Linked DNA regions of Homo sapiens: region 1 is linked to region 2. Evidence: chromatin contacts called from ENCODE Hi-C or POLR2A ChIA-PET data. All regions are on one chromosome and are shown on one strand. The core of a region is the stretch at or near the end of the contact, and the rest is flanking DNA. Distances in the headings are between cores, read along the strand shown.

Evidence for each region. A loop is a pair of places that touch in the nucleus more often than their neighbours do. ChIA-PET counts read pairs that join two places held with the same protein, here RNA polymerase II (POLR2A). Pooled maps may share reads with other maps.
Region 1: a map of naive thymus-derived CD4-positive, alpha-beta T cell shows a loop between it and region 2 (2.2-fold over the local background). The contact joins the promoter of HAVCR2 here to the promoter of ITK in region 2. A Hi-C loop is called at or near these places in 1 of 168 maps with a recorded cell type or tissue (naive thymus-derived CD4-positive, alpha-beta T cell), 3 of 37 single-sample maps with no recorded cell type and 8 of 50 pooled maps. POLR2A ChIA-PET finds 5 or more read pairs at or near these places in 7 of 52 experiments (CD4-positive, alpha-beta T cell, GM12878, OCI-LY7 and 3 more).

What each region holds. Positions count from the first base shown.
Region 1 is chr5:157,105,768-157,110,915 of GRCh38, forward strand. HAVCR2 (hepatitis A virus cellular receptor 2) reads right to left here and starts at 3,277. Exons shown (of 7, transcript NM_032782.5): 1 at 3,159-3,277; 2 at 860-1,195. The coding sequence starts at 3,216. RefSeq lists an enhancer at 3,064-3,213.
Region 2 is chr5:157,179,206-157,184,262 of GRCh38, forward strand. ITK (IL2 inducible T cell kinase) reads left to right here and starts at 1,635. Exons shown (of 17, transcript NM_005546.4): 1 at 1,635-1,910. The coding sequence starts at 1,773.

The sequences.
Region 1 (5,148 bases), core at 2,027-4,526, 72 kb before region 2:
CTGGCTGCACCTGGGGTAAAATCACCTGAGGTAGACTCTGTAAAAAGCTAATGCTTAGCATCTACCTCCAGAGATGCTGATTTCTCTGGTTTTTGGTAGTGGGGTTTTTTCTTCTGCTTTTTAAGAGATAGGGGTAGCCACAGTATATCAGCCAGGCTGGTCTCAAACTCCTGACCTCAAGTGATCCTCCTGCTTCAGCCTCTCAAAGTATTGGGATTATAGGCATGAGCCACTGTACCTGGCATCTATAGTTGTTTAAAAACTCTCTATGTGATTCTAATGAGAGTCAGGGTCTCTAACCACTGATCTAGGCCTTTCATCCCATCTATACATTCCACCCATGAGTTTTGGCTTTTCTTTTCTTTTCTTTTTTTTTTTTTGAGACAGAGTTTCACCCTTGTCAGCCAGGCTGGAGTACAATGGCGAGATCTTGGCTTACCACAACCTCCGACTCCCAGGTTCAAGTGATTCTCCTGCTTCAGCCCCCCAAGTAGCTAGAATTACAGGCTCCCGTAACCATGCCTGGCTAATTTTTTGTATTTTTAGTGGAGACAAGGTTTTACTATGTTGGCCAGGCTGGTCTCGAATTCCTGACCTCATGATCCACCGGCCTCAGCCTCCCAAAGTGCTGGGATTAGAGGTGTGAGCCACCACGCCCAGGCACACCCATGAGTTTTAAAACAGAGAGAAGGTGTTAAATATCACTGAGCATCACCAATGGGGCCTGTTAAACTTTAGGTCTTAGTGGCCCTCCTCCAGGGCTATAATTAGGGAAGTCAGAGATGAGAACAATCAGTACCTTTAATATGATCCACAGATAAATCTTATTCATAAAGATGGCATGCAAATGTCCACTCACCTGGTTTGATGACCAACTTCAGGTTAAATTTTTCATCATTCATTATGCCTGGGATTTGGATCCGGCAGCAGTAGATCCCACTGTCTGCTAGAGTCACATTCTCTATGGTCAGGGACACATCTCCTTTGCGGAAATCCCCATTTAGCCAGTATCTGGATGTCCAATAATTCACATCCCTTTCATCAGTCCTGAGCACCACGTTGCCACATTCAAACACAGGACAGGCTCCTTTGCCCCAGCAGACGGGCACGAGGTTCCCTGGGGCGGCTGGGGTGTAGAAGCAGGGCAGATAGGCATTCTGACCGACCTCCGCTCTGTATTCCACTTCTGAGGACCCTGCATAGAGAGAGAAGGAGAGCCAAGACTCAAGCGGTGAGTGAGGTTACTCCATTTCAGGAAAACTGCAAGCCATGTCTTACAGAATAAAGAGGAAGCTACTGCTGCAGTCCTGTTTGGAGGATGATTCGCTGTGACAATGCTTCTCAGATGTGAAGGCCATCAGAATCACTGGGAAGCCTTGCGAAAACACAGATTGCTGGGCTCAACTGCTAGAGTTCCTGACTCAGTTGGCCTGTGGTAGAGCCTGAGAACTTTTATTTCTAACAAGTTCTCAAGTGTTGCTGAAGTGGCTGGTCTCAGAACCTCACTTTCAGAAACACTGCCCTAGGAGAGAATTGTGGCCCAATTCTGTGAACACGGGAGAACAGGGCTGATGGAAACAGACAATCAGAAAATTAGTCATGGTCAGCCAGGAAACGGCCCGCCCATCTGGGCTACTTGCTTGTTCATCAACAAAGGGAGGCTCTCCTAACATACTTCTCTTTTTAAGCAGCAAGTGCACAGTAAATACAAACCCTTGGTTAAATAAGGATCTTGTGTATTTGAAACTACTCATGGAGTTGTTTTAAGGTTTAAAGTTGTGAAAAGAAATTAAATTTTGGGACCCCAAACTCATTCAGTCAAAGGGAAAAGTCAAGCTGGGAACTGGGTCACAGAAACCTGCCTCCTCTTTTTGATTCCTGAATAAGATGGCTACAGGATGAAAGGCTGCATACCTCCCCCATATTTTGCCCACAAGGAAATTCCTGGTCAGCTGTGCAATGCAGATTGATAGCTCATCTTTACCGGTGCGGTCACCCTGGCCAGACACAAATGCGTTATCTGATTGTTTCCCTACCCCATTTTGTCTGTGTTATCTAATGTAAAATGCAGATTCCCCATATTTTTCCTCTGCCCCCCCCCCTTTTTTATGTGAAAACTGAGTGCTTCTCAATATCCCACCTTGTCCCCTTTAAATCTGGAGCCCTCAAAATCATCTTCTGAGAAAGTCATAGACCTGTCTCTCAGGTGCCTCCTTAACTTTGGCAAACAAATCTCCTAAAATGATTGAGACTTGTCTCCTCATTTTCCTCAAATGACAAAGTTAATTCCATTAAAAAAAAACTATATATATTTTATATATGATAAAACATTCATTATATATTTTCTTTTGATTTTTTATGTCCCCTTTGTTTTCATATGACTCAACTACAGTAAAAACATTCAAACACTATCAAAGGTGTATGAAAAAGTGGCCGGGCACACGGTGGGTCACGCCTGTAATCCCAGCACTTTGGGAGGCTGAGATGGGCAGATTACTTGAGGCCATGAGTTTGAGACCAGCCTGACCAACATGGTAAAACCCTGTCTCTACTAAAAATTAAAAACATTAGCTGGGTGTGGTGGTGCACGCCTGTGATCCCAGCTACTCCGGTGCCTAAGGCAGGAGAATCACTTGAACCTGGGAGGCGGAGATTGCAGTGAGCCAAAATGGTGCCACCACTGCACTCCAGCCTGGGCAATAGAGTGAGACTCCATCTCAATTGAAAAAAAGAAAAAGAAAGAAAAGAAAAAGAAAAAAAGGAAAGAAAAGAAAAGAAAAATATGCCTTACTCTCCCAACTCTTTACCATTCCCTGGTTCCTTTTCCTAGAGCTTATACATTAAGAAATGTCCACATATTCCTGCTCCCCGACAATGCACACACACAAATAGAAGCCTAATATATGCATTATTCTGCAACTTTTTTTCTTTAATAACATTATAATTTTGAGACATTCTATACCAGTATGTTTTGTCAGACTCACTGTTTGTATCATGATTATATCACATTTATTTACCCACTCCCTCATCGACGGACATTTAGGTTGCTTCCAAGCTTTTGCTATTACAAACAACATTACAATGGCCATCCTTGTATCTCTCCCTTGTCCTCTGTACAGCACCATTATGTCATTGTAAATATCCATGCCGAGACTTACTTGTAAGTAGTAGCAGCAGCAGCAGCAGGACACAGTCAAAGGGAAGATGTGAAAACATGGAGCTTGCAGAAGAAAAGTCAGAGGACACCTCTGTTAGGCACAGTTTTAACTCTCCAAATGGACTGGGTACTTCTTCCAACTGTCTACTCCACAATCACATGAGCAGTAGCCGCCCCCACTGAGTGCTAGCTCAGCACACCCGGGTGTCTGATTGCCAGTGATTCTTATAGTAACACTGCCAGGTCTACAGTCACATTAAAGGAAACCAAAGTTCTCTGTCATGCCACACTACACACATCCTGTAAGTGTTCTGATGTCTGTCCTGTGATATCAACAAAGAGGAAGCAATACTTCAGTGGAAGAAAACGCTACTCAGTCATGGCACATAAAGAGAACCCTCTAATAATGTCTCAGATGAGATACACCTGAAATGGAGCATGTCCGAGTCCATCTGACTAGCGGGGAACACAAAGTACAGATGCATCATCCATGGATTCATTCACTCAAATCAGTCCCTTCATCAGGCCTGTGACCAAAGTTTATGAAGCCCCTACTTTGCACCAGGCACTGGACTAGGAAGTGGAACACAACAGTGAATGGCATGTTCCTTATCCTCACATTTACAGACCATAGCAACTCCCAGCATAAGCCTCACTCTCATCCTTCTTCTAACACAGATTAGGTTGTATCCTATAACCTTGCTGAGTCTCAGTTTCCTCATTTATATAATTTATAAAATGAGAAAATTGTATTAGATAATACATGCATGGCTCTCTGTTCTAATATTCTGACTTTGACCTTCAAACTTCCAACTCTTCAATTTAGAAAAAACATGTTCCTTTTGGCAACAGTTCCTTTCCTCTACTCTGAGTAGAATTAAGGGGATCTTGGTATCCTGTTTCATCTCATGCATACAAGGTGCCCCCTCTCCCCTACCCCAAGAGGCTTTGGCCATGAATGATCAGAAAGTGTTGAGTTCCAGCCACACTCCCATAACTGAGGTAACAGCTTAGACTCACGTAGCCTCAGCTCTGGGAGTGTGACCTTTATCTGGACACCTTAAAAGCAAAAGCTTTTTTTTATAAAAGGGAAGTGAGCTCACAGGCTGAGTGGTTTCTGAAAAGCCAGTGGCCTTCCTCTATGTCTTGCCTTCCTGAGTTTCTTTGTCATTCACATTTATGCCATTAAATGCATTGGGTATAAATACCAAATTTGTTCAATATAAACAAATGGCATTTAATATAAATATGCAACTTGTTCAATGTGTGTACTTCCCATAGCATTGCAGAGTGGCAGTTACTCAAGAGATCATAATCAATTTCTCATTTTATTTTATTTTATTTTTATTTATTTATTTATTTTTTTGAGATGGAGTTTCGCTCTTTTTGTCCAGGCTGGAGTGCAATGGCATGATCTCGGCTCACTGCAACCTCTGCCTCCCGGGTTCAAGTGATTCTCCTGCCTCAGCCTCCTGAGTAGCTGGGATTACAGGCATGTGCCACCACCCCGGATAATTTTGTATTTTTAGTAGAGACGGGGTTTCTCCATGTTGGTCAGGCTGTTCTTGAACTCCCGACCTCAGGCGATCCACCCGCCTCGGCCTCCCAAAGTGCTGGGTTTACAGGCATAGCCACCGCGCCCGGCCAATTTCTCATTTTATAGACAAGGAATCTGAGACTTCAGAAAATTGATTTGCCGAAAGGCACATGATTGGTGATTTAGAATGAGAGCATAAGCCCCCTAAGTGACAGATTTTTTCCACTATAAATTATGTTTTATTAATTTAATGTTTGTCTTCCCACATAACTAATAACCAGCAAATGACCATATTCAAGCATAAGGTAGAATAGATTAAATATGGGGTCTGGGGTTATTTTTATTAGCAGCATGAACTTGGTCAAGGCTCTTAAAAGCATCAGCCCTCAGTTTCTGTGTTTTGTTTTGTTTTGTTTTTGTTTTTGTTTTGAGACAGAGTCTTGCTCTGTCGCCC
Region 2 (5,057 bases), core at 385-2,884:
AAGCAGGTGTAAAATGTACTTTCCTCAGAGGAGTTTGTAGTCTAGTTTGAGAAGATAGCACTGTATTATCTAGGTTTGCTGGTAGTGACAGAAACCTCAAAATAACTGAGACTTAGAAAATAGATATTAAAAAATGTAATCCAGGGCTGGCATGGAAGATCCATGGTCACCAGGGTCCCAGGCTCTTTCTATCTTATACTCCATTGTCCTCAACATTCAATTTCCACCTCATGATACTAGATAGCTGCTTCAGCTCCAACTGTTACCTCAATATTCTAGTCACAAGGCAGGAGGAAAAGGGAAAGAAAAGGGGATGACAGATCCCACTAAGGAAATTTCCTAGAAGTTGTGCACACGACTTCTGCTACATTCAGTTGACCAGAAGACAGTCATACAACTACACCTAGCTACAAGGGAGGCTAAAATTTGTAGTCTTTATTCTTGCTGGCCAGATGCCCAGATAACTGTCAGGGATTCTGTTACTCTAGTAAGAAGGAGAGAGTAGCTATTTGGGAATAGTAGCAATCCCTACCTCAAGCCCATACTCAGAAAAAAAAAATACTATCTTGTTTGGGCAGTGTATTTCCACACATATGTCTTAAGAATCTCAGAATGGGGGAGGTAATTTAAAATATACCAGTACCGTACCCTCCTGGGTGTCTTGATTATGCTGGGGCATCCAGTATATGAAATAAAATTAGGCTGTTGTCTGGTAATTTACATTTAAAAATAAACATTGGAGAATTTCACTCCTATACAGCAATAATTATTATTTCATTTATTATTTATCCCTACCCACTACATGCAATATCTGCTTACACTAAAATCTCTTGATTATTAACATAGTAGAGGTAACTGTCACACATTATACTTCAACTATGTACTAACTCTAAGGTGACATGTATGACTAGCACCTACCATTCATAAGATGTATGGGATTCAGTCCTCCAAAGGACCCTCACAAGGAAGCTAAGGATCAGAGAAGTCATGGCTTGCTCAAAGAGAAACAGCATAGTAAGTGACAGAGCTGGGAATCCAACACAAGTTTGTCTGTTTTCAAAGCCCACATATACTTTGTTTATTATGCCATTCTGAAGGATTCACTTATTTTTCACTCTTCCACAAAACGTCAGGACAGAAAGGCAGTCATCTATATGTAGCATTGAGAAATTTCTATGGGCTTTAATTTAAATCTTAAAAACTAATAAACTTCAGCAACATATTTCTTCACTTTAATGTGTGAGGGTTTTGTGCTCATTACCTCTTTTAATTGTCCAACCCAATTTGGTGATGATCCATTCAACAAATTTTTCTTGAACATCTGTTTTATGTGTCAGGTACTGTGATGGTTGCTGAGTATATCATGGTAAGCAAAACCACACATTGTCCTTACTCCTTGTGCTACATGATTTAACTGCTGGATGGATTAAACCAGGAACTATAAAGATTAAACTGTAATCCTTACCACAATTTTGAGTTTACAGTTTTTCAAATATCATTTCAAGCCATTAGCAAAGGCTGTATGTATTTTTTACATATGCCTCCTCGTTTTGTGAATTTTGAAAGGATGTGGTTTCGGCCTTTGACATCAGAGGAGAAGCTCAGCTATGTTGGCTGAACGTTGATAGAAAGATAACGTTGAAGGCAAGTTGCCCTTGAGCAGCTCTCTGAAGATCAACTGCCTCCACATTGCATTCTTTGCCCCAAAACTCTTTCCTTTGGTTGTGCTAAGAGGTGATGCCCAAGGTGCACCACCTTTCAAGAACTGGATCATGAACAACTTTATCCTCCTGGAAGAACAGCTCATCAAGAAATCCCAACAAAAGAGAAGAACTTCTCCCTCGAACTTTAAAGTCCGCTTCTTTGTGTTAACCAAAGCCAGCCTGGCATACTTTGAAGATCGTCATGGGGTATGTGAGCAGTTTCATTTGTCTTTTTTCGCATAGCATTTTATGTTTGGACTGGGCTAATGCAAAAATATATACATAGCATAAAATAGAGCACAGGAAACACAAACATGCTTATTGTAACAACATAAAAAGTACAGTAAAAGTAATCAGAGGAGAATGCAGAGAGCAGTCAAGAGGTGAAATGGTGGTGCTAGGTGATTTCAGTTCTAAAAACTGTAAATTTAACATTCATCAGCTTTTTCCCCCTGCAAGGTTATGTTTGGTTTTTAAATTATGAATAACATTTTAGGTAGCAAGTATTATGATTCGATAAAACTTGAACTTTCTATGAAACATACTAAATTTAATGAAACATACTAAATTTAATGAAACATAGATTAATACAACACTAGCATTCAATGGGATGATCTACCCCAGCTTTCTTATTTTTTAGTGGAAGAAACTGGTGTTTAGAATGGTTAAGTTTTGGGTTCAGTGTTAACGTTTTCATGAATAACTCTGTTTGTCTCAATACTCGTCGCTAGCCTGATCTTGAAATAAGATTTCCCAGGCATTTAATTATCTAAAAGTTGTAAGGCACAATGGCAAACCTCTTCATCTCTTGATAGACTTCTTAGGACACCAGGGTTATTAAGAACAAAGTTTCTGCAGTGCAGACCAGCGGTTCTTACCCAGAAGGAGTATGGCTGCTTTGCTAGGTCAGTCTATCTCTTTATCTAAAAATAGTCTTGTGCTTCTTAACATCACTAATAACAAAAGCAACAGGAATAATCCTAATAATGTAGTTTGGTAGAAAAAGCATTGGACAAAGGGTCAGGAGACCAAACTCTACTTCTCAGTAGGTGATCCAGTCTGGGCAAATGTCTACCTCCTGTTTCAGGTTCTTTCTTCATAAAATGAAAAAACTGGAAATAACAACCTTCAAGATCCCTTTCTTCTTCAAAACTTCTTTGCTTTATGCAGTGGCTCTTGTTTAGCCCTATGCTGCAATTTTTCAAAGCATGTTTGATTTCTTACTGTATGGTTATATTATTTTTACATCATTAGTGGGGTAGGACAAGGATTATCACTTATATTTTACTGAAGGGAAAATAATATTAGGTGCCTGATGGTCACTTAGAAACAAAAGTGCTCCAGTTCTTTGTTGGAGTCTGACTTAGTAGGTGGTGGCATGAGTTTGGGATTCTTTGGTGTGCCAGGGTTTAAAGCACTTCATGAGATGGAGCTCCAGAGGAGGTCAGGCTGGGTATAGAGCCTATGGATGCCTCACTTTTTAAAGTTGCAGGTGTTGCATGTCTTTTGTGAATTAAAAAAATACAGAAAACAAAAAAGTTGCAGGCGAAATAGCTCTGCCTCTTTAGAAGTGAAAAGAATTGCTTGTCTTATTATCAGACTCTTACTGATAACAATTTACCAGTCAATCAGAAAACACATGGAATTACGTGCAAGTCCTCTTTGCTAGGTGGCCAGGAGCCCAGTTTGTGAACTTGGGGGATTTATCATGTAGAGCTAATAAATCGCATGGCATTACTCAATGCTTTTTTGTGAATGGAACATTTAAAGTTTTTGTTTCATATTGAAAGAACAGTCATGTACCTTTAAATATTTTTTTCAAAGTCCATTTTGCAGTTTTCACCAGTTCGTTTTTCTGATTCAACATAGTATCATCTCATTTAGTTAGTATTAATAATTCCTTAGCCCAACTGCTATTTGTGAACTGATTGTGAATTCAGCTCAATATTATTTGTAAGTAATCACAAAACCAGATGGCCTTAATTCAGAATATTATTGGTCATAATTTGCATGTAGACAAGGTTGTAAAATCACCCTACTTCTTTATCTGAGCATTATGGAAAATTTCAAGACAATTACTTCATTCTGGGGAGCCCTAGGCTACAGTTTCTAATTCTTCCATGTGAGATATAGAGAATACATGTCCAAACATCAAATTTCTTGTTTTCTAATGCCTTTTTTACTCTTATAAATAACATTTTAAAAGTATTTCTTTAATTATTTAATTATTATAGAAGTTTATTAATTAGAAATTTATCCAAGTTCCCTGAAAAAGGTAATATATGTGAATTATTATTGTTCATGTCTTAGGTATACTACATGGTTTCAGGCCACCAATTTGCACACAAGGCTGCATTAATATTACTCATAAGTAAATAACATTACACTTATGGGAAGAACATTTTCATTTTTAAATTAAAGGCTTCATTTTCAATCTGTAAAATGGGTGTGATAATAGTACCCATTTCATAGGAAGATGGCAAAGACTCAGAGGTATAATGTCTTTAGGCTGAACTTTTTGAAATTATTTGGCAGATCGAATATCAGATATTAGAAGTTTCAAACAATTCAACTTAATATATTAGGTACTTAGCATAGGCCCTGTCATCTGGTAAGCATCTAGTAAAAATTAACCATTATTTGTATCCCTTTCATGTCTCTACAGAAGCTAGCAGGCTGTCATAACAATTCATTTTCAAATTATGGGAGATATTCAAGGATTCTTCAAAGTCAAGCTAAGATCAGGGTCCTGGATTCCTTCTATTCTGTGGCTAAATATAAGTTTTGTGGGGTAGATATACATGCATTATGAGCTGTTTGGCCAGTTATTGCCCCTCTTAGGGTGTCGGGTGTCAGAGCTTCTTTTTCTCTTTTCTCATGTGTAAAATTATGATTCTTGCAGTTCTCATATTCTATGAATTTATAACACCATATGAAAAATAACCCTTCTACATACTCAAGAACATATTCTGTAATTCTAGAAATCAAGTATGTTTATTCTAACCTAAAAAATCATGCCTATTGTCATTATAATACTAATTGATTGAGGTTTTACTTTAACATGGTTTTAGTTCTGGTGTTCGATGCCTGTTTTTCCTGTTGAGATGTGCAAGTGTTTTCAGAGGGGCCAAGAAGCGCCTTCATCTTGCTGGAGCAGTGGGCCAGAAAGAAGCATAGATTTGGCAGGTGGTAGCTTGCAGACAGACATGATTTCAGAGGCTCTCCTGTGCCTGTCAATTTTTTTCCAAGTTGTCCCTGATGCCTGAAATTCTATGACAGAGGACAATGAGAGATAAGGGCACATGGATGTCCTGGTAAATGCTTAGGAATCCGAGTACAGGGCTTGTTGGAGAG